Linked DNA regions of Homo sapiens: region 2 is linked to region 1. Evidence: chromatin loops called from intact Hi-C (ENCODE). Cell type or tissue: Panc1. All regions are shown on one strand. Each heading gives the region's core, and the rest is flanking DNA. Links, peaks and the distances in the headings are about the cores only. Region 1 has its middle 580 kb from the start of ARL4A. Region 2 overlaps C7orf78 (chromosome 7 open reading frame 78).

What was found. A loop is a pair of places that touch in the nucleus more often than their neighbours do. Peaks named below come from ENCODE experiments on the same cell type or tissue, not always from the same donor. Only the 100,000 strongest peaks of a DNase experiment are listed, where the experiment ranks them.
Region 2: a loop joins it to region 1, with 6 times the contacts of the local background. A loop is called at or near these places in 87 of 110 quality-filtered maps.

Annotation. Positions count from the first base shown.
Region 1 is chr7:13,255,720-13,272,360 of GRCh38, reverse strand. No RefSeq gene overlaps it. Among named protein-coding and RNA genes, the nearest start is that of ARL4A, 580 kb to the right of the region's middle. In Panc1, for the core only: CTCF peaks have their summits at 9,033 and 9,239 (motif pointing right); a DNase peak (open chromatin) is centred at 9,229.
Region 2 is chr7:12,508,138-12,524,778 of GRCh38, reverse strand. It overlaps C7orf78 (chromosome 7 open reading frame 78), which reads right to left. Exons shown (of 6, transcript NM_001386514.1): 2 at 1,353-1,808. Among named protein-coding and RNA genes, the nearest start is that of C7orf78, 12 kb to the right of the region's middle. RefSeq lists an enhancer at 5,479-5,578. In Panc1, for the core only: CTCF peaks have their summits at 5,227 and 5,426; a DNase peak (open chromatin) is centred at 5,438; H3K27me3 peaks cover 525 bases.

The sequences.
Region 1 (16,641 bases), core at 5,688-13,687:
TCATAAAGCAAGTCCTTAGTGACCTACAAAGAGACTTAGACTCCCACACATTAATAATGGGAGACTTTAACACCCCACTGTCAACATTAGACAGATCAACGAGACAGAAAGTTAACAAGGATACCCAGGAATTGAACTCAGCTCTGCACCAAGCGGACCTAATAGACATCTACAGAACTCTCCACCCCAAATCAACAGAATATACATTTTTTTCAGCACCACACCACACCTATTCCAAAATTGACCACATAGTTGGAAGCAAAGCACTCCTCAGCAAATGTAAAAGAACAGAAATTATAACAAACTGTCTCTCAGACCACAGTGCAATCAAACTAGAACTCAGGACTAAGAAACTCACTCAAAACCGCTCAACTACATGGAAACTGAACAACCTGCTCCTGAATGACTACTGAGTACATAATGAAATGAAGGCAGAAATAAAGATGTTCTTTGAAACCAACGAGAACAAAGACACAACATACCAGAAACTCTGGGACGCATTCAAAGCAGTGTGTAGAGGGAAATTTATAGCACTAAATGCCCACAAGAGAAAGCAGGAAAGATCCAAAATTGACACCCTAACATCACAATTAAAAGAACTGAAAAGCAAGAGCAAATACATTCAAAAGCTAGCAGAAGGCAAGAAATAACTAAAATCAGAGCAGAACTGAAGGAAATAGAGACATAAAAAATCCTTCAAAAAATTAATGAATCCAGGAACTGGTTTTTTGAAAAGATCAACAAAATCGATAGACCGCTAGCAAGACTAATAAAGAAGAAAAGAGAGAAGAATCAAACAGATGCAATAAAAAATGATAAAGGGGATATCACCACCGATCCCACAGAAATACAAACTACCATCAGAGAATACTACAAACACCTCTACGCAAATAAACTAGAAAATCCAGAAGAAATGGATAAATTCCTCGACACATACACCCTCCCAAGACTAAACCAGGAAGAAGTTGAATCTCTGAATAGACCAATAACAGGATCTGAAATTGTGGCAATAATCAATAGCTAACCAACCAAAAAAAGTCCAGGACCAGATGGATTCACAGCCGAATTCTACCAGAGGTACAAGGAGGAGCTGGTACCATTCCTTCTGAAACTATTCCAATCAATAGAAAAAGAGGGAATCCTCCCTAACTCATTTGATGAGGCCAACATCATCCTGATACCAAAGCCTGGCAGAGACACAACAAAAAAAGAGAATTTTAAACCAATATTCTTGATGAACATTGATGCAAAAATCCTCAATAAAATACTGGCAAACCGAATCCAGCAGCACATCAAAACACTTATCCACCATGATCAAGTGGGCTTCATCCCTGGGATGCAAGGCTGGTTCAACATACGCAAATCAATAAATGTAATCCAGCAGATAAACAGAACCAAAGACAAAAACCATATGATTATCTCAATAGATGCAGAAAAGGCCTTTGACAAAATTCAACAACCCTTCATGCTAAAAACTCTCAATAAATTAGGTATTGATGGGACATATCTCAAAATAATAAGAGCTGTCTATGACAAACCCACAGCCAATATCATACTGAATGGGCAAAAACTGGAAGCATTCCCTTTGAAAACTGGCACAAGACAGCAATGCCCTCTCTCACCACTCCTATTCAACATAGTGTTGGAAGTTCTGGCCAGGGCAATTAGGCAGGAGAAGGAAATAAAGGGTATTCAATTAGGAAAAGAGGAAGTCAAATTGTCCCTGTTTGCAGATGACATAATTGTACATCTAGAAAACCCCATTGTCTCAGCCCAAAATCTCCTTAAGCTGATAAGCAACTTCAGCAAAGTCTCAGGATACAAAATCAATGTGCAAAAATCACAAGCATTCATATACACCAGTAACAGACAAACAGAGAGCCAAATCATGAGTGAACTCCCATTCACAATTGCTTCAAAGAGAATAAAATACCTAGGAATCCAACTTACAAGGGATGTGAAGGACCTCTTCAAGGAGAACTACAAACCACTGCTCAAGGAAATAAAAGAGGATACAAACAAATGGAAGAACATTCCATGCTCATGGGTAGGAAGAATCAATATCGTGAAAATGGCCATACTGTCCAAGGTAATTTATAGATTCAATGCCATCCCCATCAAGCTACCAATGACTTTCTTCACAGAATTGGAAAAAACTACTTTAAAGTTCCCATGGAACCAAAAGAGAGCCCACATTGCCAAGTCAATCCTAAGCCAAAAGAACAAAGCTGGAGGCATCACGCGACCTGACTTCGAACTATGCTACAAGGCTACAGTAACCAAAACAGCATGCTACTGGTACCAAAACAGAGATATAGATCAACGGAACAGAACAGAGCCCTCAGAAATAATGCCACATATCTGCAACCATCTGATCTTTGACAAACCTGACAAAAACAAGCAATGGGGAAAGGATTCCCTATTTAATAAACGGTGCTGGGAAAACTGGCGTGCCATATGTACAAAGCTGAAACTGGATCCCTTCCTTACACCTTATACAAAAATTAATTCAAGATGGATTAAAGACTTAAACGTTAGACCTAAAACCGTAACAACCCTAGAAGAAAACCTAGGCATTACCATTCAGGACATAGGCATGGGCAAGGACTTCATGTCTAAAACACCAAAAGCAATGGCAACAAAAGCCAAAATTGACAAATGGGATCTGATTAAACTAAAGAGCTTCTGCACAGCAAAAGAAACTACCATCAGAGTGAATGGGCAACCTACAAAATGGGAGAAAATTTTTGCAACCTACTCATCTGACAAAGGGCTAATATCCAGAATCTACAATGAACTCAAAGAAATTTACAAGAAAAAAACAAACAACCCCATCAAAAAGTGGGTGAAGGATATGAACAGACACTTCTCAAAAGAAGACATTTATGCAGCCAACAGACACATGAAAAAATGCTCATCATCACTGGCCATCAGAGAAATGCAAATCAAAACCACAATGAGATACCATCTCACACCAGTTAGAATGGCGATCATTAAGAAGTCAGGAAACAACAGGTGCTGGAGAGGATGTGGAGAAATAGGAACACTTTGACACTGTTGAAGGGACTGTAAACTAGTTCAACCATTGTGGAAGTCAGTGTGGCGATTCCTCAGGGATCTAGAACTAGAAATACCATTTGACCCAGCCATCCCATTACTGGGTATTACCCAAAGGATTATAAATGATGCTGCTATGAAGACGCATGCACACGTATGTTTATTGCGGCACTATTCACAACAGCAAAGACTTGGAACCAACCCAAATGTCCAACAACGATAGACTGGATTAAGGAAATGTGGCACATATACACCATGGAATACTATGCAGCCATAAAAAAGGAAGAGTTCATGTCCTTTGTAGGGACATGCATGAAACCGGAAACCATCATTCTCAGCAAACTATCGCAAGGACAAAGAACCAAACACCGCATGTTCTCACTCATAGGTGGGAATTGAACAGTGAGAACACATGGACACGGGAAGGGGAACATCACACTCCAGGGACGGTTGTGGGGTGGGGGGAGGGGGGAGGGATAGCCTTAGGAGATATATCTAATGCTAAATGACGAGTTAATGGGTGTAGCACACCAACATGGCACAGGTATACGTATGTAAGAAACCTGCACATTGTGCACATGTACCCTAAAACTTAAAGTATAATAATAATAATAACAAAAATAAAAAAAATAATTACCACTAAAAAAAATGATGGATTCAGAACTTCCAAGGTCTACGGAGTAAAGAAAGAAAATAGCAAGTTAGAAATATTAAAAGAAAATTATCTAGAGCTGAAAACAGATATATATCTTCTATCAAACTAAGTGACTTACAAGATGAATTTTAGCAATAGATTTACATCTGGACATATCATTTTGAAAGCATAAAGATAATGTTAAAAGCTGCAGAGAAGTAAAATTAAGAAATGAGAGGAAAGGTTATCTCCAAAAGAATGAAAATCAGATTTACACGAGATTTCTCACAAGAAGAGTGAGAAAATAATTATATTTAAAGCTGTGAGATAAAACAATTTTAACTTAAGTCTGTACTCAACCAAAGGAAAATTTAAGTGCGAGGGGAAAAGGGCATTTTGTGATAATGGTAAATCTTAAACTGGTCCTATGCACTGCCTGTCCAGGTGTTTTTTAATCCCTTTTCTTGGAAAATGGTAGTTTTACACATCTTTTTTTCTTCTCATATATAATGACTCTTTCCCACGCTGCCCCCACATTCACTGCCTTTATGCTGTGGCTTGCTTCATGGATTTCATTGAGAAACTAGAGGCAGTGAAATGAAATTTCCGTATTCTCCTATAATTCATTCAACCATCTTTTCTACATGCGTCAGGCTCCTCTTAAAATAAACATTCCCATTCTCTCAAAGGCTACAAGCATTTTTCTTATGCCCTATATCTCTATTTCTCTTGTTATCCCAACAATATGGTTCTTGTCAATATTCCTTTTTTCTTCTACAACTTCATTATATCACTTTATAGCAGATGTTTCCACTTAAATATGTTCCAATACCCCTCAGCGAACCATAGCTACCACCTTACTTCCTGTTTCCCTTCATGGCATGTGTTGTCTATAGTCACTGTGTCCTTTCTCACCATCACAATTTACTCTACTTCCCAATGCAATGAACCTCCATTCTGGCCAACCACAAAAATGGTCTTTTGTTGTTGTTGTTGTTGTTGTTGTTGTTGTTTCAGCTGTCACCCAGGCTAGAGCGCAGTGATATGATCAATAGCTCACTGCATCCTTGAACTCCTAGCACAGGGATTCTCCTGCCTCAGCTGCCCAAGTAGTTGGGACTACCACAATGTCTGGCTATTTTTAATTTTAATTTTTTTTTTTTTAAGAGAGATGGGTCTGCCTATGTTGCCCAAGCTGGTCTCAAATTCCTGGCATTGAGTAATCCTCCCACCTTGGCCTCCCAGAATGCTAAGATTATAGGTATGAGCCATTTTCTCACCTTCCACCCCCAACACCCTTTTTTTAGTTCTGTAAAATAATGAAGGTCGTTTTTCTTCACGGTGGATTCTGTGTCATATTCCTGGTTCTCCACTTTGCCTGGCTCTTTCTTTTTAGTCCCTTTTCTGGGTTTCCTCGTGGTGTCCACCTCTAAGTGTTCAGATCTTAGACCTGAGCTCCCTTTTCCTTCCACACTCTTCTGTCTCCCTGCAAAATGGTTCCCCCTGTTTCACCAGGCACCTGCCTATTGCCTGCTTACGATTTCATTCTGAGCTAAAATATCTCTTCTTCAAAAAAGCCTTTCTAACCACTCAATATCTCTTGTATCATATTGTTTTGTTTTCTTCATAGCAGTTACCACTATCAGACTTATCAAATTATGGTGTTTCCCATCTCTCTAGAATAAATTTAAAAAGCATGAATGAAAGAAATGAACTCATTTGTAGCATTCACCACCAAATCTCAAGTACAAACAACAGTGTCTGGTAAGTAGTAAGCTTATAATCTGTAAATGAATTGCAAAATATGTTGATAAATAATTAATATATAAAGATCACCTTTCATTTTGAAAAAAGACAAATATCTTAGAAAGTTGGAAAGTTATCACAATTAAATGCAAATAATATTTAAACATATGAAAATATTCTCAGCTTTATTAGTAACTGGAGAATACAAATTAGGTCTATAATATTTATTGCTTTGAATATTTTTAAAATATTAATAACGGCAACATAAACTTCAGGAAAGGCAAATTGACAGCATCAATCAAAATTCAAACTTCATGTATTCTTAGCATTGTTCCTATAAAGCTATCATGATTCCAACATACACAGAGATTTATGTACCAGGATGCTCACTGCAGAAAAAAAAGGAAATAATCTAAATATGTATTCATAGAAACAGGTGGATCCCTTTCCATCTCTCTCTCTATCCCTCTCTCTCTCTCTGGATAGTTATCTAAGACATCATTTAAAAATGATCATAGAGAGTCACAGATGCATAGATGTATAGGTTATTTTGAAGTTTAAAACACATTTATTAATTTGTATGTTATTTGTTTTGTATGTTAGAGGTCTGATGGTATAATGATTGGTTTCTCTGTTCAAGGTATGTTGACTGAGTCCTTATCCAAAGGCTTTAGTGAAAAATCTGCTTCCAAGGTCATTTTTTGGTTGGAGGAATTCAGTTCCTGTGGTTGAGTGACAGAAGTTTTCTTCTTCTTGCTGCCTGACAGCTCAGGGCTCTACCAGCTCCTACAGACCATCTGAATTCCTTGCCATGTGGCCCCATCCCTCTTTCAAGCTAGCAGTGGCATCTCAAATTCTCCTTTTATTAGAATCTCTGATTTCCCCTTGTTACCAGCAAGAGTGAGCTCTCTGCCATTAAAGGGTCATGTGGTTATGGCAGGCCCACTCAGATAATATGCCTAATTTAAGCTGACCTGACTCAGAACCTTAAGTACATCTGAAAAATCCTTTTGCAGCAAACTGAGATTAGTCTTTAAGTGGGAGAAGTAGGGGCCAGGGAACATGGGGAGCCATCTTAGAATTCCATCTGCCACACTGAGACTTAAAGAAGTTATGTAATTTGCCGAAGGTAGAACAGGGATGTAAAATCTAAATACAGTATTTTATAATATCTTGATTTACACTATATGGCATATATATATATAATGTTTTATAAAATTTACAATAATAAGCTAAGTGTAATGTTGCATTTCCTATTGTATGTGGCCAGGTAATACACAGAGTTCTGTAACCTAAAAATTCTTTACTTGTGATATTTTCATTCACTTAAATTCATGTTTTTTTGAGGAATACGAAGGGAAACAAAAAGTTAGAAACTTGGATGTATTTAGTACCTGTTATGTGGTCTAAATATTCCATATACCTATGAAAATGACATGTCTATACTCTGGCAAAGTGCCAGATATTTTTAAAACTTCTGAAATTAACAACTATATAGCATATTGACTCAATAAATTTAAAGCAGTATTGATATTAGGAGATGATTTACTTCTATCATCAAAGATGATGTTCTCTCCAAAAGAAAAATGAAATAAATACGATTTGACCTCAGTTGTTTCTTGAACAATTACACATCACTGACATCTTATATATTTCCCTGGATTTTTATTAAAATCAAATAATATGTATGAAAATGCATTGGTAAAACACTTAGTCTTTCAATATAAAGCATTGGCATATTGATTATACTTCCGTATTACCTGTATAATTTCTGCCGGTAAGCTAGGCATCATTGGAAACAGTAGCTGTTAATTTAATGTACTCCTTGCTGATTATTTATAGTTCTGTAGGCCTGAAAGGTTTCACTAAACTTAGCGGATATGCCTGGCAGCTGGTGCAATTTTTGGGGTGAAGTATTTACTTACATTGGCAAGGTGTATGTAATACATGTTTTTAAAAAAAGTAAAAATTACTCAAGAGGCAGCAACAAATGCGATAGTTGAAACAAACTATGTTAACATGTAATGACATGTATTATGGAAATGTACAGAAAACGAATACAAGGAAAAAAAGTGTACTGCAAACCTCTTACCTCTGAGAAGGAGAGAGGCTGTCCTTGTGTGTATCTGTGTGTATGTGCTTGTGTGTATATAGGTGTGTGTCTGAAAGTAGGGAGATAGCAAAAGAAAATTCACATTTTACTCTATCTGCCTCTACAATGTTTGAATCATATACATACAGAAAGTCTTCACTTAACATTGTCAGTTGGTTTTTGGAAACTGGCTTTAAGAGAAATTATGTATAACAAAACCATCTTTTTCCTCATCAACATTATGACAAAATGACTTGAAGGAAATGAAGTTATTTAAGAACCTGCTGTAAGTTGTTTTGTTTAAAGTCATAGTTTCCAAGAATCTATTGACAACATTAAGGAAGGACTTACTATACAAGAGATTGTGATAATGTATAAAAGGTAAGGTTTAAAAGGGAAAATAAATTATATTAAAAACGTAAAATATGGTTACAGGAGTCACTGTGATAATGGTTTTTAAATGGTGCTACTGGAAAGCAAACAAGAGGGTCCCTAATCTAGTGTGAGTTCAGGGAAATGGCTTCCATAAAACAAGTGACATTATCATTAAATAATTGCATTACTCAAAGAGTAGATCTTGGGATATAAAAATATAAATCTAGACAGAAATTGGGAATTTGAAGTCATCAGCATATATTGATACAAATTGGAGTTATCAAATACAATGTTCTCAGCGCAGAAAAATGGACACAATGAGACTTCTAAGGGACAAAAACATTTAAGGGTTGGGTAATGGAATACGACCAAGAGAGGGAGGCTGAGAATGAGTACCAAGATAAGCAGGAACAAAATCTGAAAAGTATGGATTCTAGGAAACTAAAGAATGTCTGGAGAAAAAGAGAATGACTAAGAATTTCAAATATTGCCCAGTGGTTATGCAAGATAAGTATTAAAATGCGTTCACTGATTATCTAACAAAGAAGCCAATGGGGAATGTTGGGGGGCAAAGCATTTTCTGTGGATTCTTATCTGAATATGGACTGAGGTGGGTTATTAAATCCATCTGAATAGAGAACGTGGAGGAGGTAAGTGTAGGTCTTCTTTTAAGAAGCTTGACGATAAAGGGAAAAGCAGGGGAAAAGAGAAGAGGTTGGACCTGGCAGTTAAAGGTTTTGGCTGATTGGTGGGTGCTTTTCTGCTACAGTTGTTTTGATAGTGGTTGTTTTCAATTTTTTCAATGTTTTATGATGCTGGAGAGTTGTGCATATTTAAATCCTGATAGGGAGAAGCCAGAAATTAGAATAGGTCATTGATATAGGACAGAGAGAAGAATGGACGAAGGACAAAGCGTGGATGGAGATTATCCTCTAATGGGTCTCTAATATGAATAAAAGGAATAGAGGAAGAATTGACTGCTTTTTAGTTCGTAAGTAGAAAGTGGAGGTAGTTTTTGGCTGAAATAATATATTTTACATATGTTGTCTCTAGTATTCACAGTACCATATCTAGGGTGGGACACATTTTATAGATCAGAAGAAAAGGATTTAGCCAGCAATTGATCACTGTAACATACAAGGACAGATACTATAAGGAAGTGAGTGCATTATGTACTCGCAGCTTTGTGCTTATCTACTTTTTATTTAGGTCAAAACACTGCTTTGTTTCAATGCATAAAGTATACTTAATTTCTAAATTATAATAGCAGACATGCTTCTTTAAAAATAACGTTTTTGTTTTTCATTCTCCCACTAGGTGTCAGGACAACACTACAGACGGTAATGGTCTGAAATCTGTCAGGACACTTGTTACTAGAAACCAAAAATAACTGAATGAATGAATAGAGAAATAATAGATTTATATTTTTCCTGTACAGTTGTTCTCTCCTCCAGCTATTCTCACATGTTTAGGAACTGTCATTAATAAGTACACAGTGTCCAAGGAATCTTTCTCTTCTAAAAACTGTGGAGCCTTGGGGAAGAGAAATAGGTTTTATTGAGAGAGAACTAGTAACAGCTCTGTGCTGATGATTCCTTGAGAGAAAATGTCAGTAGAGCATAGGAATGTTAATTTAGTGTGGACTACTATTAAGTATCTCAAAATCTTGACTTATTGAAAAGGCCATGGAATCAATAACCTCATTTCTCCCGGCTACATCTCATTATGCCCAAGGAAGCAAGGCAGAACCTACTGTCACCAGAACATACTACATTATTCCAGTAAAACAAGGGTTGCAAATGAGACATGACCAGAATTGTGAAAAGAACTCCTTTGTCATTCACTAGCTCCAGGATCCAGGGCAAACATTTAATTTCTCTAAACCTCATCTGTGAAAGGTTGAAATATGTTTTGTCCCTTTCTTAGGGCTATTTTTGTGTAGCCCCACATTTAAGGGAGTTAACTCAGTGAATGTCACTTCTCAGTCCTTCCGAATGCTGCAGGGCCTAGAATATCTCCATGCCTAAGGAAATCTAAATCAAGATTTTCTCCATTAGAATCTTATCTTCGGTGCCTAAAGTTTTCAGATCAATTTTGCTTGAGGGAAGCTGCTGGGCGGGCATTCTCAGGAGAAGATAAAGTCAACCAGCAGTGTGATTTCAGTCACAGACCCCTCTTCTTGAATGGAGTCCTCTTTGATCTTTTGCTGTGGACTACATTGTGCCAGGAAGTGTGGGTAAAACATAAAAAAACATCGTGCTTGGGACTCTTCTCCTGAAAAGGCTTTACCAGGAGCAGAAAGCTGACATTTGAGTCACAAGTACCTTCTCTCTAATCAGACTGACTGGTACTGGATTCCAGCCCCATCACTTAGAAATGACATGACTTTGAAGAAATCGCTTACTCTTTTTAACTTTGGATCCCCCTTGTATTATTACTTCAATCTATAAAATCGTGGTAATAATAAAACCAACCTAAACATTTTTTCTAAGTAATAAATGAACTAATACTTTTAAAGAGTCGAGAGTTCGAGACCAGCCTGACCAACATGGTGAAACCCCATTTCTACTAAAAATACAAAATTAGCTCGGCATAGTGGCAGGCTACTGTAATCCCAGCTACTTGGGAGGCTGAGGCAGGAGAATAGCTTGATCTCATGAGGCAGAGAATGCTGTGAGCCGAGATAGTACCATCACACTCCAGCCTGGGCAATAGGAGCGAAACTCTGTCTCAAAAAAAAAAAAAAAAAAAAATGCTGAGTCCGGTGGCTCATGTCTGTAATCCCAGCACTTTGGGAGGCCGAGGCGGGAGGATCACCTGAGGTCAGGAGTTTGAGACCAGCCTGGCCAACATGGTGAAACCCCGTCTCTACTAAAAATATAAAATTAGCTGGGGGTGGTGCCATGCGCCTGTAATCCCAGCTACAGGCTGGGATACAGGAGGCTGAGGGAGGAGAATCGCTTGAACCCGGGAGGCAGAGGTTGCAGTGAGCTGAGATCCCGCCACTGCAGTCCAGCCTGAGCAACAAGAGCAAAACTCTGTCTAGATAGATGGATGGATGGATGGATGGATGGATGGATAGGTAGGTAGATAGATAGATAGATAGATAGATAGTAAGTACAGAACAATGCTTTAGCAACTAGAGGATCTCCCACCATTGTCAGAAAAGAACTAGCTCGGGTAAGTTCGGATATATTTTGAAAATCAGAACTTTCACCATTGATAGCTAAGTATAAACTGCATCTGTTAAAAATTATTCTCTTAACATAAAACAAATTAGAGCCAGAGTAAAAGGTACAAATATCATATTGTACATATCATACTTCTCAACATTATACCAGAATCTGAAATTTTAAAATCTAATATTCTGAAAACAAATTAGAGCCATACCACTCTGAGCAGTTCTGCTCAAATGACAGGCATGAGAAAGATTATAATTGTTGGCACTCCACACACACGGTTTTATTTAGAAAGTGTTTCTCCTTAGTGAGCAGCAGGCATTTATGCAGCACCTATATAGAAATTACCAGTGAAATGGGAGGTGTAACTTAGAAATGAATATGGCAATATGAGTGCCAGGCAAGTACCTTTACTAAACAATGCATTTCTAGGTTCTAGGCACATGTGGCCCAAGCACACTTGGAACTTATACAAGCTCTTTTTTTTTCTCTTCTTTTTTTTAAACTAACAAATAGAAACTGTATATGTTTATGGTATACAACATGATATTTTACATATTGTGGAATGATTAAATGAAGCTAATTATCATATCCATCACTTCATACACTTATTCTGAGAACATTTAAGATCTCCTCTTTTTCCAGTTTTCAAGTGTATAAACATTACTATTAAGTATAGTCATGATATTGTACAACAGATCTCCAGAACTTATCTGGAATCGGAAATTCTGTAAACTCTCTATTTAGACTTTTAGTTAACATATATCTGCCATTATAAAGAATTGTTTGGTCCTATTGTATGTAACAAGGGCTGTCACAGGCCACTGTCATAAGACAAGTTCCCTAGAAGCAGAGCCTGAGACAGATTCTTGTGCAAGGAATGTTTGACTGAGGGAGTGCTCTTAGGAGAAACCTGTAAGGAAGCAAATGAAGAACAACAGGGTAGGGGAAGCAACTAAATAAAATCTATTTCAACCTGATCTCACAGGGAATTGTGAAGGGAAAGTACCCATAAATTTGTTCCCTCAGTTAGGTCACTGACTATGTTCTATCCCCAAGGGATCTGCACAACTCCACAGGAGTCTCTGAGCCTCTAGTCAGCTGAGTGAATTCACCTACAAAAGTGAAGCTGTGAACCATGAGCAGACAAGGCTCACAGCAGCTACAGTACTCCCAAGACTTCACTAGCCTGGGAAAGGAAACTGGGCTGGGCACAAACAGTATCTACTGGCCATCACACTACACAGACATTACCAGATAACATGGACAAATTTAGTCATGAGTGAATGACAGCTCTACTGCTCTTCATTCTAATTTCCATTGTCTGCTTTCTAGTATCATCTTTGTGATACTTGGACTTTTATCTGCATTATAATATTAACTTATTTTACTTGCGTATAATTTAGTTGCTTATAATTTACTAAATTATAAGCAGGTAAAATAACAGTTAATATTATAATGCAGATAATAATAATATAATTTGCTTCTTTGAGAAGCAAAATAAACATTATTTTTTCAGGGCACAAGGTGACTATTAAGTATAGAGAAGCTTATGATAAATTTTTAAAATAATAATAAATGCAATTAACTAGGAGGATACAATTAGATGTCTCTATTTAACATTTAATTATAATAGATATACCCAATCAAGACAGCCAACGCTAACTAGCTGATGCAGTAGGCTCCTTGAAAGTGAAGAAGGGACAGGAAACCATCTACATTGTTTAATAAAGGAAACATCATGTTTAACACCACTGGTGAGGCTGATGATACCATCTGCTTTCTAACTCTTCCACTTTTGTCTTTCACTTGTTTCTTTTCAACCGTATCTACCACTTTTTCAGTTGAAATGGCATAGTATTGGCCGGGTGCAGTGGCTCACGCCTGTAATCCTAGCACTTTGGGAGGCTGAGGGAGGTGGATCACCTGAGGTCAGGAGTTCGAGACCAGCATGGCCAATATGGCAAAACCCCATCTCTACTAAAAATACAAAAATTAGCCAGGCATGGTGGCAGGTGCCAGTAATCCCAGCTATTTGGGAGGCTGAGGCAGGAGAGTCACTTGAACCCGGGAGGCGGAGGTTGCAGTGAGCCAAGATCACGCCACTTCACTCCAGCCTGGGCAAAACAGCAAGATTCTGTCTTAAAAAAAAAAAAAAGGCATAGTATTATATGAATATGGTAGAGAACACAATGATATACATTTATGTTTCTTCATGGGGCTGAAATACTCAACACATTTTTTTATTGGAAAAGTACATTGAGATATGTCTTTAGGGGCTGTGCTTCTCAAGACTCTTATTTCGAGATTTGACAATGAGTGCCTTAATATTGCACATGGACAGTCACTTATGGAGGAGATCAATACAAATGGTTCAGAAAATCTTGATACCACAGGAGAGAAGAAGGTAAAGATTCTCTATGGGTAATTTTAGAGTCTTGGTTGAGGGTGCCTAATACTCTTACCATTTATATATTTGTTTATGTTAAGTAATACTTTACGTTTGTGTATATGGGATTTTTAAGATGTATCCATCTTATTGTTAAGCAACACTTTGTTTAATATACAATTGAAATCTAGATAATTTTGGAAACATATATTAAAGTGGCAACTTTCACATACCATTTTGCTTGCTTGCTTGCTTTCCTGTCCCCTGCTAACAAATTATTATGCAATGTCTTATGCTTATTGAAGTTACAGGCATCGATATATTTCTGACAATTTGACACACTAACATGGAGAAAATGAGTTAAATGACATAGTGTCAGCTGTGAGTTTGTGATGAGATGCCTTCTCACATCTTCAAATAGTTTATACAAATTCTATATTTTCTACTAGCATGACTCTATAAAGATCTGATTGATATTCCTTATTTACAAACTGGCTGCATGTTTTCTTAAACTGATTAAAATACACAAGTATAATTTGAATATGGAGTTGACTTTGATTTCTTTTGCATTTATTTAATTGCCTTTGCAAAAAGGAAAATGTCAAATAAATGTGGGTGTAGAAAGAAAGGCACAGCCCCGCCCAAAATGTCCCCATACCAAAGCCAAGTTACTTGGTCCTATGGAAAATCAAATGAGGACACAGGCCTCCAGCACCTGTGTGGCTATTCACTAGTTGCCTACTTTACCTAAGGGAAGTTAAACACCTCCTTACATTTCAATTTAGTCATGTAACAATGAAAGTAATAATACCTTTACCTCAAATTGTTTTTGGCTTTAATGAGACAGGGATATAATAATGCTTGGTAAGGTAACTGTACGAATGTAAGGTAATGCTGTTATTTTATGAAGTGGGGAGACATGGATATATTAGGGGTTAATCAGGAGAGTGCCAGAGAAGAAGCCACGTGTTTCTCATAGGACTACATTCACCACTTCAGGCGCACTGAGTCACACACGCTTAGAAATAGGGTATTTTACTAACATTCCACAAAACCACACAGCCGGATTGAAGAAAAACTAATTGGAGAAGAGACTGTGGAATGTACTTGAAGGGATATGGATGCTGTTTTGTATTCAGGAGAGAACACTGTAAAGATCTTTTAAGCCTCCGAAGAATATTTGGGGATTATTTTCTTCTAGTACCTTAATTGTTTCCTTGAGAAGCAAAATAAACATTAATTTTTCTAGGACACAAGGTGACTATTAAGTATAGAGAAGCTTATGATAAATTTAAAAAAAATAATAAATGCAATTAACTAGGAGGATACAATTAGATATCTCTATTTAACATTTAATTATAATAGAAAATAATAATCCCATTATGATTGATTTTGGTTCCTGATTATGTTCTTGAAAGTCTCCCAGAAGCAGAGATGGCTATGAAAATATTTGTGAAAGTGCAGCCATAAAGAAAGTTAACATACAAAACAATAAATATACATTTATTTGGTTCACATACAGAAAACGAACACTGGGTCCACATTTGAGAAAGTTAGCTATAGAGAAATGCAACATTCCAAAGAACAAATCTATACAATGCATTAATATATTAATTGATACATAGAATATCAACGGTATCCATATATAATGCTATACATTAATATGTACCCAGGACTTTCTTTGTGCTAATCAATACTTATCTTTAAGGATATACAGTTATAAAGTCCTAGGGAAAATGGAGACATAAGCTAACATATTTTACCATATTACTGATATTTAAAAAGTAAAATATATACACACTGAGAAAAAAATATAAATACAGCACTTTAAAAAATTATCATAATCTAGCACATAATGCTTTCTTAATTAAAATTTTTTTAAATGTACAATTAGGTACATATAACTATAAAGTTACATATATAGCTAACCACCCATAAACAGCACATGTTTACAGGTGTGTGTGTGTGTGTGTGTACAAGTCAAATCAAAATCTGTTGCCCAATCAAAGGGAGTGCTATAGAAAAATATTAGATTATCTTATGCAACCTTTATTATTATCTTTTTATTACTGGACCTACAAGGCAAAATAAAACTGCAGCATTAGTTTTCCTTAAATATATTAATAAACTATCCAGAACTTTCATTTCTGTTTTCCTTTTTTCTTTTTTTTTTTTTGAGACGGAGTCTCACTGTAACCCAGGCTGGTATGAAATGGCATGCTCTTGGCTCACTGCAACCTTCGCCTTCTGGGTTCAAGCAATTCTCCTGCCTCAGCCTCCCAAGTAGCTGGGACTAAAGGCAGCTGCCACCACACTGGGCTAATTTTTGTATTTTTAGTAGAGATGGGGTTTCACTATGTTGGCCAGGCTGTTCTCAAACTCCTGAACTCGTGATCCGCCTGCCTTGGCTCGAACTCCTCAACTCGTGATCCACCCACCTTGGCCTCCCAAAGTGCTGGGATTACAGGCGTGAGCCACCATGCCCGACCAGAGCTTTCATTTCTTAAACGTCAAAAATTAGTTTTTAAATGTATGTACATGTTTCTTCATGACTCCTTCAGGAGACTTGGAGGCTTAATTTAGATGGTCATCCCAGTTTTTCCATGATTTTCTTATTAGTTTTAAGCAATTTGATTGTGAATGATTAAAGCAAACAACATTTAATTTTCTTACTACTTATATACCAAGAAGTCACAGGTATTAATTACAGTTATAAAAGTATCTTTTAAAATATGAATGGTGAGTGAGTATAAGAAATACTAGTACAGAAGTAAAAGGAAGAAAAAACACAAATATGAGAAGGGGGATATGAGGAAGTAAAATGCTAAGGCATTATTCTCAGTTGTGGCTCCAGATAAACAATTATTTAGAAACCTTTTAGGGTTTGAATGAATGCTAGTGTTATTGATGACAAAATAAAATAAAATAAGGAAAGTAGGACTAATAATATAATTTTAGCACTTCTAATTCTGTAAACTTTGTTGAGCTGACTCCTGAAAAAGTTGGGGTTAGGGGCACCAACCCACCTTACTCCTTAACCCCAGAGCTTACCCCCCAAAAAGGCAAAAATCTTTGTGTAACTTGACTCCCCAAAAATGCAACTACTAATAGCCTAGTATTATCCAGAAGCCTTACTGATAACATGGTTGAAGAACACATATTTTATATG
Region 2 (16,641 bases), core at 2,253-10,252, 740 kb after region 1:
TTTCACCTCCCAAATTCAAGCGATTCTCTTGCCTCAGCCTCCCAAGTAGCTGGAATTACAGGCACGTGTTACCACACCTGGCTAATTTTTGTATTTTTAGTAAAGACGGGGTTTCACCATGTTGGTTAGGCTGGTCTCGAACTCCTGACCTCATGATCCTCCCACTGTGGCCTCCCAAAGTGCTGGGATTACAGGTATGAGCCACTGCTCCTGGCCTAGTAAGGTATTTAAATAAACCAGTAACATTTAATATTTAAATGACCTCCCTCATCTCCAAAAGGTAACATATGTTATTTACTATGAATGGAAATATTTACATGACCTCCCTCATCTCTAAAAGGTAACATATATTATTTACTATGAATGAAAATATTTAGATGCCCTGAATAAGTAAAGAGAGTTATTGACTATAGCTCCCTGTATTTTCCAAATTTTATCCTAATAGCTCATAGAGTTAACATTCATCGAATACCTCAACATTTCAGATTCTGTTGTGCTTTGCATATACTGTTTCGTTCGTTGCTTAAAATAACCATAAAAAGTATGTAGCATTATTAACCCACATTATAAATAATCAAAAAGGCTTAGTATCTTGTCTAAAGTTATTAGAAAATAAAAGAACAGGGATACTCTGATCTTAGAAGCCATGCTCTTAACTACTATTCTACATTTTCCCACTGGAATACACTTATTCTTTTATCTCACTATTTCTAGATCCTGTTCTATCAGTTCTACTGTTTAACTCTTTGCCTAGCAAGTCACATTTATGTTCTAAATTATAGATCTGAGAACAGAATATATTCACATTTTAGTGGAATTATATTTTGCATAAATATTTGACCTTATCTGCATCTCCATATACTTCATCACACTTTTAAATTATAAATCTAATTATTGCCCATATATTATTTAAATTATTAATCATCCAAAAGATTCATTAAAGTAATAGAATATCCCTTTTTAACTATTTTCATTCATTCACCAATTTATTCCACAAATTTATTTTATTAGTAGTAGGTTATAAACTCCTGGCAACTGATGTCTGTTCTCCAATCATATCTAAACCCAACCTGTTCTCTTGAAACCTAAGAAAGCCTATCTCAGAGTTGGCCACTTGACCTGGCAGATAAAACCTCATCAGAATCAATCAGGTTCTTACCTCTCTGTTCTATCATTTATTGCTAAATGTGAATTGTATTGTACCATGAGAAAAAAAGGCAGCATTATACACATTATATACACATACCATTTTCCTATATGTAATAGTTTTTCTCATTAAGAAATGAATAAAAAATAATACATAGTTCCCCTTATCTATCTTAAATAGTTTTTATTCAAATGCTCTTTTTTACCTGTCGAAAGTCATGTGGTTTGGGATTGACATATACACCCCTTGGATATTGTCCACTCTTCACAAACATTAACTTTGCTTTTTGTAAATCCAGATGTGGAAATGTAGTTATAAATTTAGGAGCTGTAACCTCCTTAGGATGATTCCTTATGCTGGGCAAGTGAAGCATTGTTTCTGGAAAACTGATTTTTTTCCTCCTTTTTTCTTCCTTAATTGGTTTTGATGATCTTTCTGGAATTCTCAAAGATGTATACAGTTTGTAGCTAAAATCAGGAGGCTTTATTTCCCATACATTAACTTTCATTTTACATTGTGGAGGTTGCAGAACACTTTTTTTCCATTTGGAGTTGAGATCCTGTCGTGAAGGATATTGCAGCCTCTTTGCAATATCCCTATCTCTTGTGCCTCTCTGAGACTCATGGTATATTATGTGGGGGGCATTTTCACATGGAGGAATCTGCAACACACATGGAAATAGGTGAAGCTTGTCACTATAGCAATGGTGTACTCAACATTTTCTCTCCAGGACAAGTTAATCTTTGAAAAATTTATGAAGCAGGAAAAAGCTCAGAAATGACAGGGAATATGTATGGAGGAGAAGGAAAAAAATATCATTGCTGCAAATATTTATTCAGCACCTTTGTCACAGCAGTCAGTGCACTAAGGGCTGGTAATTTTTTAAATGATTGATGTAAAATCCATGTCCTTAAGTAACCTACTTAAAAGACAAACATAAAAGCCAAAAATAAAACCTGTGTAATAGGATAGATATTGCAAGTATTATGAGAAGCAAGGAGATTGGTCAGCTAGCTTTATCAAGAAAATAGACATGATGTCAAAAGCTGTTATTTGGATCGATCTTGAGAGGTAAGTAGAAACATTCCAGGTGGTAAAGGAAGGCAATAACATTTGACCTAGAAGTAGAAAGTATGTGAAATTTGTCATTGCCTATTTCTAGGATATCTATGGCTGCCTAAACCATCATGAGTACATTGTAATTACTGCTATTGAAACTTATAGATGAGAATCATGCATTTGCTTTTTTGCTGACCAGCTAACCAGTGACATGGAAATCATTATTACACTTCTCAGATTTAATGACATTATCAATATGTTACTGGATGATTCAATGAATTCAGAATCTCCTTGGAAAGGCTAATTACCAATCAGAATATATTTGGTGAAGTAGAAATAGTACAACAATGCTGGTTCCTGGGAAATAAGGACCTGAGGTGAGGATGAATTTCCTTCTCTTGTGCTAGAATTTTGTGTTGTTTCATAATAAAATCAAAATAGAGGATCATCAAAATTCTAAATGTTAATTTTCAATATGCTAAAGTTGCAAGTGAAGGGAAACTACTATGAATGAAAGGAAACTACTCTTCATATATGTTGAAAATGTCCATTTTCAAAAATTTGTAATATTTTGCAGTGATGGATTGTTTTCCAAATACTCTTATAAATATTTTTATTTTATAAAGGGCTATGCCATATTGAGAGAAAAACAAGAAGCATGTAAAAGGAGCATAGCTTCTCTGTGAGGAGACAGTGAAAAATGATATGATAGGAAAAACTAGAAAAATTGGAGTTATAGTATTAAAAGTCTTTTATGCCACACTAAGAAGTTTTAAATTCATCCAAGAGGGAAAAGGGAACAAATAAAATATTTTGAACAGGAAAATGGTTAGCAAGTTATTTGTATTTCAGAAAGATCAGTGTGATAGCAGTATGGAGGGTGGCCTCAAAATAAAAAATGAAAGCTAAGCCAAAAAAAAAAAAAAAAGCCCAAACCCAACATAGCAACGATTTAGGTGACATGATAAAAAACCTAAACAAAGATGTAGCATGAAGATGAGAAAGGGAGGTTGTTCTTATGAGCTACTTAGCAAATCTAATATCTTGAGCTTTGTTTCACATATATTGCAGTTTATTAACCAAAATAAGGAATAAAGGAGAAGAAACAGTTTATGAAAGAAGGTCATATAATGGGTAGATTTCAATAAAATGTAAGCCCCATACTAATCAGAAAGAAAAAAATGACAGTAGATACACAAATGAAAAAGAGAAAGGAATCAAAGTTTATCACTACAGAAAACAACCAAGCCACAAAGATAAACAATGAGAAGGGAAGAAAGAAAAAATAATATATACAAAACAACCAGAAAACAATTAACAAAATCAGAGAGTATGTCTTCAAGTGTTAACAATAACTTTCAGGGTAAACAAGTTAATTTCCCCAATTAAAAAACGTAGATTGACTGAATGGATTAAAAAAGGACTCAATTATTTGCTACCTACAAGAACCTCACTTCACCTGTAAAGACACACATAGACTGAAAATGAAGGGATAGAAAATGATGTTCCATACAAATGGAAACCAAAGCTAAACAGAAGTAACTATACTTATTTCAGATAAAATAGACTTCAAATAAAAAAATGTAAAAAGAGACAAAGAAGGCCATTACATAATGATTAAGAAGTATATTAAGGAAGAAGATATAACAATAGCAAATATATGTGCATCCAGCACCCAAATATATAAAACAAATATTATTTGATCTAAAGGGAGAGATAGACAGCAATACAATAATAGTAAGGGACCTCAAAACTCCACTTTTAGAAATAAACAGAACTTCTAGACAAAATCCATGAAGAAGTATCAAAGTTAAACTGCATTCTAGAGCAAATAAACCTAACAGACGTTTACAGAACATTCCACCCAGTAACTAACAATGTATGTTCTTCTCATTCGCAAATGTAACCGTCTCCAGGATAGATCATAAGTTAGGCCACAAAGCAAGTCTAAACAAATTAAAAAGGATTAAAAACATAGAAAGTATCTTTTCTGACTACAGTGGAATAAAACTAGAAATCAATAACAGAAAGAACTTTGGAAACTATACAAATACATGGAAATTAAGCAACACGCTCTTGAATAACAAATGAGGCAAAGAAAAAATTTAAAAATTTATTGAAACAAATGAAAATGGAAATACAACACACCAAAACCTATGGGATACAGCAAAAGCAGTTCTAAGAAGGAAGTTTACAGCAATAAATATCCGCATCAATAAATTAGAAATATCTTGAATGTAGAGACAGCTTCAAGATGCTGACTAGAGGCATCGGGCACTTGCCTTCTCCAGACAGAAGAAACAAAACTTAACCAAATAGATAATCACATTTCAGATAAAACATCTAGTAGAGAACACCGGAGTCCAAAAGAGAAATATCTGAGACACAGAAGGGGAAGAAAGCAAGGGGTTAGCTTGGCCAAGATTGGCTGTGAGCCCATAGGGGCTCCTTTTTGCAGAGAAAGGGTAAGTGGGATACCCTCATTGGCTTACATCCTCACTGTGGACTGCTGCAATCCCAACCATTGGAGAGCTCCTGTACCCACATTAACCCTAAGACTAGTGTGGGTGTTCATCTGGAGACCCAATGAGGGCATTGTACCAGATAGAAAATGCACTGGGTCACACACACTCCTGAGATCTAAGTGGCTACAGCATGGCACCACTGTGAGAGCCTAGCCATCACCATTCTGCATCCTGCTCTGGGAACAACAGCTGTCCCATCTCCACATCCTGGGAACCTCTGTTTATATCCCCTGGTGTCCACCCAGAGGGCTACGGAGGCACAGCATTGGCTGAGCCCAAAGATGCTTGGGGTCCCCAGTACTTTAGTCCAACAGAGTACTACTCCCTGGGGAAAAAAAATGGTGCAGCACACCAAGGAGGTGGCCACTGGGCACAAAGGAAGCCAAATTACATGCTTTCCAGAGCTGATGAGCTTTCTTTCTGGGGCTTTGATAAGTGACTCCACCTCTAACTGTGTCACATATTGTACTTGGGTTCACAGTGAGAGAGTGGGATCTTTCCCTCTACATGTGCACAGTGCCATAGCAGTTGTTGCCACTGGGAGCCAAGGCAAGCGGGTCTGAGAGCTGTCTGACTGGAGCTGGAAGGAGTGACCACAACCCTGCTGGCAGAGTGGACTCTGTGCTAGGATTTATGTATAGAGAATGGGATCTCTTTCCTTCTCTGCATTTCACTGCAGCTGCAGCTGCTCTTGCTGCCACTAGGGGCTGGATGGGCAAGAGAGGGCTGCTTGTCTGGGGCTGTGAGTTGCAACCATGTCCCCATTAGCAGTGTGGCCTGTGTTAAAGCTCACTCACAGAGGGTGGGGTTCTTTCTCACTTCTGCATGGTGCTGTTGCAGCTGCTGCCTCCAAGAGCAAATAAGTCTGAGAGCTACATGTTTGGGTTGTGGGTGGTGACCCTGTCCCCCTGCAGTATGGTCATGTGCTCTGGCTACCAATAGAGGGTGGGATCCTCATCTCCATCTTCTGCACAGTGCTGAAGCCACTACTGCAGCAGGGAGCTGAAACAAGTGCAACCTAGAACTGGAGACTCCCTGTGCCAATCCAGCCCATACCAGCAGCACGGGTTCTGTACTCTAGTGCACATCCTCAAATCAGGCTCCTCACACTCACCACTGCAGTCACTGCTGCTGCCAGAGATTAAATATTCACTTCCCAGAGCCTGAGAGCTGCTTGTAGGAGACTGCTGATAGCAACCTACCCATACAAACAGCAGGGCCACTATGCTTTCTAGTACAAGCCCTAAGGTCAGGTATCCACACCAACCATCACAGACTGTCTCAACCTGCCTACTACAGCCTATCCCCCTGCACACCATCAGGCGCCTGAGGACAGACACTCCCAAATTGGCACCACACCTCCAAGCCTGAGCACACCACCCAAGGACTTGGTGATTATTCTATCTATTCCACCACCTATACCATCTATTTTATCCCCCTAGGAACCTGAAGATGGGCCCACTCACCTTGCTGCCAACAGCACAAACACACACTCACATGTGCCATCTAGGAGCTCGGGGAGGGGTCTGCTCAGCCAATCACAGCCACTGCCAACACCAGTGAGCACTGCTCAGGAATAAGACAGTCATCTTACCACTGCTACTGCCATGGCCCACACCATGCTGTCTGCACATGGGGCTGAAAACCAGTACACCCACCTGGCTCACCACTGCCATTACCAGCATCTGGGCAAGACATGTGGAGGCCTGATAATTGGCTCAACTGGACAACTAACACCAGTGCCAGCATACACCACCCAGGGGGCTAAAGGACAGGTATACTCAGCCTACTGCTGCAACCACTTGGGCCTGAAGACTGACCTACCTGCAATCCCTTTTCCCAGAAAATCTCCACCATAGCCTCCACTAATGACCCTAAGCCACTGAGGAAATCACAGATACCACTAACATTGTTTGTAGGCAAAGAAATCATATAGAGACTACACTACTGCACACATTCAGAATCAAAGCCAAATGGCCCCAACAAACATCATAGATAAATTTTTAGGAAAAAGCCCTAAACTCAAAAGAAAATTCAAAAAATTCAAAGAAGACATAGATGCATAGATATGTAGGGACACAGAAAACATGAAAGAGCAAGAAATATGACACCCCCAAAGGAATAAAATAATTCTCCAGCAACAGATCCCAATCAAAAAAATTTCACAAAATCCCAGAAAAAGAATTCAAAATACTGATTTTAAAGGAGCTCAGCAAGATACAGGAGAATGCTGAAAAACAATACAAAGAAATCAGAAAAAATAATTCAGGATATGAATGAGAAATTTACCAAAGAGAAAAATATGATAAAAAAGAGCAAATGGAAATTCTAGAACTGAAGAGTTCATTTAATGAACTACAAAATATATTTGAAAGCTCCAACAATAGATTAAGCAGAAGAAAGAATCTCAGAACTTGAAGACAGGTCTTTTGAAATAACCCAGTCAGACAAAAATGAAAAAACAAAGAATAAAAAAGAATGAATGAAGCATTCATAACATATGGGACACTATAAAGCAAATGATATATGAATTTTTGTTATCTCAGAAGGTGAGGAGAGGACAAAAGTGTTCAAAAACCTATTTAGCAGAATAATAGCTGAAAAGTTCCAAAGTCTAGCAAGAGATTTAGACATCATATTAATCTGTTTTCATGCTGCCGATAAAAACATACTTGAGACTGAGAAGAAAAAGAGGTTTAATTGGACTTACAGTTCCTCATGGCTGGGGAGGCCTCAGAATCATGGTGGGAGGTGAAAGGCACTTCTTACATGGCGGTGGCAAGAGAAAATGAGAAAGATGCAAAAGCGGACACCCCTGATAAAACCACCAGATCTTGTGAGACTTATTCACTACCACAAAAACAGTATCGGGGAAACTGCACCCATGATTCAAATTATCTTCCACCGAGTCCCTCCCATAACACATGGGAATTATGGGAGTACAATTCAAGATGAGATTTGGGTGGGGACACAGTTAAACTATGTCATTCCACCCCTGGCCCCTCCAAATCTCATGTCCTCACATTTCAAAACCAATCATGCCTTCCCAACAATCTCCCAAAGTCTTAACTCATTTCAGCATTAAACCCAAAAGTCTACAGTCCAAAGTCTCATCTGAGACAAGGCAACTCCCTTCCGCCTATGAGCCTGTAAAATCAAAAGCAAGCTAGTTACTTCCTTGATACAATGGGGGTACAGGTATTTGGTAAATACAGCAGTTCCAAATGGGAGAAAGTGGCCAAAACAAAGGGGTTACAGGGCCCATGCAAGTCTGAAATCCATCTGGGCAGTCAAATTTTAAAGCCCCAAAATGATCTCCTTTGACTCCAGGTCTCACATCCAGGTCATGCTGATGCAAGAGGTGGGTTCCCATGGTGTTAGGCAGCTCCTCCCCTGTGGCTTTGCAGGGTACAGCTTTCCTCCCAGCTGCTTTCACGGGCTGGCATTGAGTGTCTGTGGCTTTTCCAGGCACATGGTGCAAGCTGTCAGTGGATCTACCATTCTGGGATCTGGAGGATGGTATCACTCTTCTCATAGCTCTAGTAGGCCATGCCCCAGTGGGGACTCTGTGTGGGGCCTCCCACAGCACATTACCCTTCTGCACTGTCCTAGCAGAGGTTCTCCATGAGTGCCCCGCTCCTGCAGCAAACTTCTGCTTGGGCATTCATGCATTTTCACACATCTTCTGAAATCTAGGTGGAGGTTCCCAAACCCCAGTTCTTGACTTCTGTGCACTCGCAGGTTCAACACCATATGAAAGCTGCCAAGGCTTGGGGCTTGCACCCTCTGAAGCCATTGCCCAAGCTCTACATTGGCCCCTTACAGCCAGGGCTGGAGCATCTGGGACATAGGGCACCAAGTCCCTAGGCTGCACGTAGTACAGAGACCCTGGGCCTGGCCCACAAAACCATTTTCTCTTAGGTCTCTGGGCCTGTGATGGGAGGGTCTGCTGTGAAGACATCTGACATACCCTAGAGACATTTTCCCCATTCTCTTGGGAATTAACATTTGGCTCCTTGTTACTTATGTAAATTTCTGCAGCCAGGTTGAATTTCTCCTCAGAAAATGGGTTTTTCTTTTCTATCACATTGTCAGGCTGCAAATTTTCTGAACTTTTATGCTCTGCTTCCCTTATAAAACTGAATGCCTTTAACAGCATCGAAGTCACATCTTAAATGCTTGGCTGCTTAGAAATTTCTTCTGCCAGATACCCTAAATCTTCTCTCTAAAGTTCAAAATTCCACAAATCTCTAGGGCAGGAGCAAAATGCCACCCGTCTCTTTGCTAAAACAAAACAAGAGTCACCTTTGCTCCAGTTCCCAACAAGTTCCTCATCTCCATCTGAGACCACCTCAGTCTGGACCTTATTGTCCATATCACTATCAGGCTTTTGATCAAAGCCATTCAACAAGTCTCTAGGAATTTCCAAACTTTCACACATTTTCCTGCCTTCTTCGAAACCCTCCAAACCGTTCCAGCCTCTGCCTGTTACCCAATTCCAAAATTGTTTCCACATTTTCAGGTATCTTTTCAGCAACACCCCACTCTTCTGATACCAATTTAGTGTATTGGTCCATTTTCACACTGCTGATAAAGACATATCTGAGACTGGGAAGAAAATGAGGTTTAATTGGACTTACAGTTCCACATGGCTGGGGAGGCCTCAGAATTATGGTGGGAGGTGAAAGGCACTTTTTACATGGCAATGGCAAGAGAAAATGAGGAAGATGCAAAAGCAGAAACTCCTGATAAAACCATCATATCTCGTGAGACTTATTCACTATCACGAGAATAGTATGGGGGAAACTGCCTCTGTGATTCAAATTATCTCCCACTGGGTCCCTCACACAACACATGGGAATTATGGGAGTACAATTCAAGATGAGATTTGGGTGAGGACACAGCCAAACCATATTGACATGAAGACATAGTGTTAGCGAAGGCACAGTGATCTCCAAATGGAGACAGCACATTGTAGTTAAACTGTCTAAAGACAAGTTTATAAAAACAACAAGAGAAAAGCTTCTAGTTACCTATAAAGTTACCTCCATCAGACTAAGAGCAGATTTCTCATCAGAAACCTTACAGGAAAGGAAGGAATGGGATGATGTGTTCAGAGTGCTAAAAGAAAAAATCCTATCACCTATGGATACTATATCTAAGAAAATTATCCTTCATACAGGATAAATAAAGTCTTTCCCAGAGAAGCAAATTTTGAGGGAATTCATCATCACTAGACTGGTTCTACAAAAAATGCTCAAGGGAGTCCTAAACTTGAAAGGGAAAGGATCAGTCATCATCATGAAAACATAAGTAAGTGTAAAATCACTGGTAAAGCAAACACACAAACGAGGAAGAGAAAGGAGTCAAATAGTACCACAACAGAAAACTACAAGACCCTATGGGCAAATAATAAAAGAAAAAAGAACAAGTAAAGAATATATAAAACAGCCAGAAAACAATGAACAATATGACAGAAAGAAAACTTCAAAAATCAATAATAACCTTGAAAGTAAATGAATTAAAATCTCCACTTAAAAGATTTACACTGGCTGAACAGACACAAAAACATGATTCAACTATATTCTGCTTACAAGAAACTCAACTTATCTGTAAAGACATACATGGAAAATACAGGTATGGGAAAAGATATTCTATTAAAAAAAAAGCAAAGAAGAGTAGCTGTACTTATATCAGATAAAACAGACTAAGTTAAAAACAGTAAAAATAAAAGATAAAGAATATTGTTATATAATGGTAAAGGGGAATTAGTTCAGCAAGAGAACATAACAATTCTAGGTATATGTGCACCCAACACTGGAGCACCCAGATCTATAAAGCAAATTTTACTAAATCTAAAGAGAGACATAGATTCCAATATAATAATAGTGGGATACTTGAACACCCCACTCTGAGCATTAGACAGATCATGTGGACAGAAAATCAGTAAAGAAACATTGAATTTAAATGAACCTAACAGGCATTTACAGAACATTTTCTCCAACAACTACAGAATAGGCATTTTACTTTTTTTTTCTTTTTTCTTTTGAGACGGAGTCTCGCTCTGTTGCCCAGGCTGGAGTGCAGTGGCGTGATCTCAGCTCACTGCAAGCTCCGCCTCCTGGGTTTACACCATTCTCCTGCTTCAGCCTCCCTAGTAGCTGGGACTACAGGCACCCACCACCACGCCCAGCTAATTTTTTGTATTTTTAGTAGAGACGGGGTTTCACCGTGTAAGCCAGGATGGTCTCAATCTCCTGACGTCGTGATCCACCCGCCTCGGCCTCCCAAAGTGCTGGGATTACAGGCATGAGCCACCGCGCCCGGCCCAGAATAGGCATTCTTCTTATCAGCACTTGGAACAGTCTTCAAAATGGGCCACATGTTAAACCACAAAAGATGTCATAACAAATTTTAAAACTGAAGTTATATTAAGTATTTTCTCAACCACAGTGGAATAAAACTAGAAATAAATACCAGGGGAACTCCAAAAACCATACAAATACATGGAAACTAAACAAAATTCTACTGAACAACAAATGAGTCAAAGAAGAAAATTTTTTTAATTTAAAAATTTCTTGATACAAATGCAAATGAAAATACCACATACCAAAAGCTGTGGGATACAGCAAAAGAAGTACTTGACTGGAACTTTGTAGCACAAACAGCTACATAAAAACAAGAGCAACAACAGCAGCAACGACAACCAAAAAAACAAAGATTTTAAATAAACAACTTAAGGCTGTACCTGGAAGAACTAGAAAAGCAACAAGAAACCAAACCCAAAAATAGCAACAAAAAAAGAAAGAAGGAAAGAAAGAGAGAAAGACAGAAGAAAGAAAGAAAAAGAAAGAAAGAAAGAAAAAAGGTAAGAGCAGAACTAAATGAAATAAAAACTAAAAGAAATACAGAGAATCAATGAAATACAAGGCTGAGTTTTTGAAAAGATAGATAAAATCGATGAACCACTAGATAGAATAACCAAGAATAAAAAAGACTCTAAGAAACAAAATCAGAAATTAAAAAGGAGACTTACAACTGATGCCAGAGAAATATAAACGATCATCAGAGACTATTATTAACAACTATATGCATATAAAGTGAAAAACCAAGAGGAAATGGAAAAATTCCTGGAGGCATACAACCGACTAAAATTAAATCAGGAAGAATAGAAAACCTGAACAGACTAATAAGTAGTAATGTGGAATCTGTAATAAGAAGGCTCTCAGCAAAGAAAATACAAAGACTGATGGATTCACTGCTAAACTGTACTAAACATGTAAAGAACTAATACTAATCATCCTCAAACTATTCCAAAAAATTGAAGAAAACTAACTCATTCTACAAGATCAGCATTACTCTGATACAAAAGCCAGGAAAGGATACAAGAAAATAAGAAAACTACAGTAGTCCAATATTCCTGATGAACAGAGGTGCAAAAATCTGCAACAAAATGCTAGCAAATCAAATCCAACTGCACATCAAAAAGATATACACCATGATAAGGTGTGATTTATACCAGGGCTGAAAAGATGGTTCAACATGTGGAAGTCAGTAAACATAATACATCACATCAACAGAATGAAGGACAAAATTGATTTGATCATCTCAACAGATGCAGAAAAAGAATTTGATAAAATTCCACACCACTTTATGATAAAAACTCTCAATAAGCTAAGCATTGAAGGAACATATCTCAATATAATAAAAGCCATATATGACAAACCCACAGCTAACATGATACTAAATGGGGAAAAGCTGAAAGTCTCTTCTCTAAGAAGTGTAACAAGGCAAAAATACCCACTTTCACCACTATGATTCAACAAAATACTGGAAGTCTTAGCCAGAGAAATCACAAAGAAATAAAGCACATCTAAGTTGGAAAAGTGAAAGTCAAATTCTATTTTATATTTACATTTAGAAAAACCAAAAGTCTCCACTAAAAAAACTCTTAGAACTAATAAACAAATTCAGGCCAGGCGTGGTGGCTCACGCCTGTAATCCCAGCACTTTGGGAGGCCAAGGAGGGTGGATCATGAAGTCAGGAGATCGAGACCATCCTGGCTAACACGGTGAAACCCCGTCTCTACTGAAAATACAAAAAAAAAAAAAAAAAAAAAAAAAAAAAATTAGCCAGGTGTGGTGGTGGGCGCCTGTAGTCCCAGCTACTCGGGAGGCTGAGGCAGGAGAATGGTGTGAACCCGGGAAGCAGAGCTTGCAGTGAGCTGAGATCGTGCCACTGCACTCCAGCCTGGGCGACAGAGCAAGACTCCATCTTAAAAACAAAAAACAAAAAACAAAAACCCAAAAAAACCAAATTCAGTTACAAGACACAAAATAAACATACAAAATTAGTAGTGTTTCTATACACCAATAATGAAATAGCCAAAAAAGCAATCAAGAAGGCAATTTTATTTTCTATAGCTACAAAGAAATACCTAAGAATAAATTGAGCTAACGAGGTGAAAGATCTCTATAAGGAAAGCTACAAAACACTGATGAAAGAAATTGTAGATGACACAAATGGAAAAACATCCCATGCTTATGGATTAGAAGAATCAATATCATTAAAATGACCACACTAGCCAAAGCAATCTACAAAGTCAATGGAATCCCTATCATAATACCAATGACATTTTTCACAGAAATAGAAAAACAATCTTTCATAACCATAAAAGATCCCAAATTGCCAAAGTAATACTGAGCAAAAAGGACAAAGTTGTAAACATCACACTACCTATCTTCAAAACATATTACAAATCTAGAGTAATCAAAATAGCATGGTATTGGTATAAAAATTGATGCATATACCACAGGTACAGAATAGAGAATCCAGAAATAAACCCACATATTTACAGCTAACTTATCTTCCTCAAAGCCACCAAGAACCTACATTGGGGAACAAAAACCCTCTTCAATACATAGTTGGAAAACTGGATAACCACAGGCAGGAGAATGAAACTGGAACCCTATTTCTCACCATATGCAAAAATCAACTCCAGATGGATTAAAGACTTTAACATAAAACCTGAAATTATAAAACTACTACAAAAAACACAGGGAAAGCTCCTCAGGACATTGGTTTAGGCAAAGATTTTATGGCTAAAACCTCAAAAGCATAACTAACAAAAACAAAAATAGACAAATGGGACAATGTTCAACTAAAAGGCTCTGCACAGCAAAATAAACAAGAGTGATGGGATAATCTACAGAATAGAAGAGAATATGTGCAAACTAATCATCCAACAGAAAGCTAATATCCAACATATACAAGGAACTTAAACAACTCAGCAGCAAAAACCCCAAACAATCCTATTAAAAAGTGGACAAAGCACAAGAATAAACAGATCTCAAAAGAAGGCATACAAAAGACCAACAGATATATGAAAAATTGCTCTAAATCACTAATCACATAGAAATGCAAATCAAAACCACCACAGTTAGAATGGCTATTATCCAGGACAAAAAATAACATATGCTGGCAAGAGTATAGAAAAAAGGAAACTATGTATACACTGTTGGTGAGAATGTAAATTAGTACATTCTCACTACAGTATGGAGATTTCTCAAAAAAGTAAAAACAGAACTACCATAATATCCAGAAATCCCACTGTGGAATATTTTTCCAAAGGAAAAGAAGTTTGAGACAATCCTGGGCAACATGGTGAGACCCTGTCTCTTCAAAAAGTACAGAAATTAGCCAGGCATGGTGGCATGTGCCTGTCACCCCAGCTACTTGGGAGGCTGAGGTAGGAAGATCTCCTGAGTCTGGGGAGTTTGGGGCTGCAGTGAGCCATGATCCTGCCACTGCTGGATCGTGATCCAGCCTGGGTGACAGAGTAGGATCCTGTCTCAAGAAACCCCCCCACCCTCCCAAAATTAGCAAAGATATAAAATCAAGCTGTATCCACCAATTGAACACTGGATTAAAAAAAGTATATATACACATAATAGAATACCCGTCAACCATAAAATAAAGAATGAAATCCTGTCTTTTTTTTTTTTTTTTCCTTGAGATGGAGTTTTGGCCTTGTTGCCCAGGCTGGAGTGCAATGGCGTGGTCTCAGCTCACTGCAACCTCTGCCTCCCGGGTTCAAGTGATTCTCATGCCTCAGCCTCCAAAGTAGCTGGGATTACAGGCACCCGCCACCACGCCCGGCTAATTTTTGTCCTGATCTCAGGTGATCCACCTGCCTTGGCCTCCCAAAGTACTGGGATTACAGGCATGAGCCACTGCACCTGGCTGAAATCCTGATCTTTTGCAGTAACATGGATGGAGATAGAAGTCATTATGTTAAGCAAAATAAGCCGGCCACAGAAAGGCAAACACTGCATGTTCTCACTCATACGTGGGAGTTAAAAAACTTGATCACATGGACATAGAGAATAGAATGATGAATATCAGAGACTGGGAAGAGTGAGTTGGTGAGAGGGGGTTATGAGAATAAATTGGTTAATGGGTAAAAACATACTGTAGGATGGAAGAAATAAATTCTAATGTTTCATAGCAGATTAGGTTGACTATACTTAGCAACAATATTTAGTATATTTAATTAAAACAAGTTTACATGTTGACCCTTATGGGTTAATTAGAATAAATCTGTACAAGTTAAAATTGTATTAAGGACCAAATGGATAATGACCAGTACATACACAGGTTCTCTCAAAGCAGTAACTCCTAGTTCTATCGTAAGATCTTTCCAAAGCAAAAACCTAATTACTGAAATAATTCAAACATTCTAATCTGTAGAGAAAAGCAATTATCCTAGAGGGTCAAGCCATACAATGTCACACCTAAACATTAGTCTTAAGTCATTTTCCCACATTCATATAGTTCCAAACATGGTAAATATCCTACATATTGAAAAGTATTAAATGACCTAATATTCAAAATATCTTAGAAATACCATCCTTTAGTTCAGCAGTCCCCAATCTTTTTGGCACCAGTGAGTGATCTCGTGGGAGACAACTTTTCCACAGACTGAGGAAGGATGGGGAGATGGTTTCAGAATGATTCAAATGCATTACACTTACTGTGCACTTTATTTCTATTATTATTACATTGCAATGTATAATGAAATAATTATACAAGTCACCATAATGTAGAATTGGTGGGAGCCTTGAGCTTGTTTTCCTTCAACCAGACTGTCCCATCTGGGGGTGATGGGAGACAGTGACAGATCATCAGGCATTTGATTCTCATAAGGAGCACATGTGCAGTTCACAATAGGGTTCACGCTCCTATAAGACTCTAATGCCACCACTGATCTGACAGGAAGCAGAGCTCAGATGGTAATGTAAACAATGGGGAGTGGCTGTAAATACAGGTGAAGCTTTGCTCTCTGGCCCTCTGTTCACCTCCTGTTGTGTGGCCTGGTTTGGGTTGGAGGCCCCTGCTTTAGTTAACGTACCCTTAAATTTTGTGTTAACATTGGTTTCACCCTGATTTAGTCCATACATGCCAATATACAAACTATCAAAGTACATTGGAGCAACTCATGTTTGTATTTTTGCAATTCTTCCATGTGTATGATATAGAAATGAAAATAAAATTTTTCTTCTAATATAACCATGTTTTCAAATAGGTTAGTTTCCTTACATAGCATTTTCTCATATTTACCACATAAGCATCATGGACTGATTTTTTTTCCAATGAAATGTTATCTAGTGACTTCCTTAATGAGTACAACTTTTTAAAAAAAACTTAGAAACTTGAGCCATTTCTCAAAAATAAGCATATTTAGTTTTCAGTTTTAGTTACTTGTGGCTGCCTATAAAAGATCTCAAATGACTGAGCCCTAAAGCCAGATTCATTCCTATATATACTCAGCCTGTTGTCTGCAGGGAAGTCACAAGACTTTACCGAATGCCCTGTCACAAAACTAAATGACCCTCAAAAATTAACAAGAG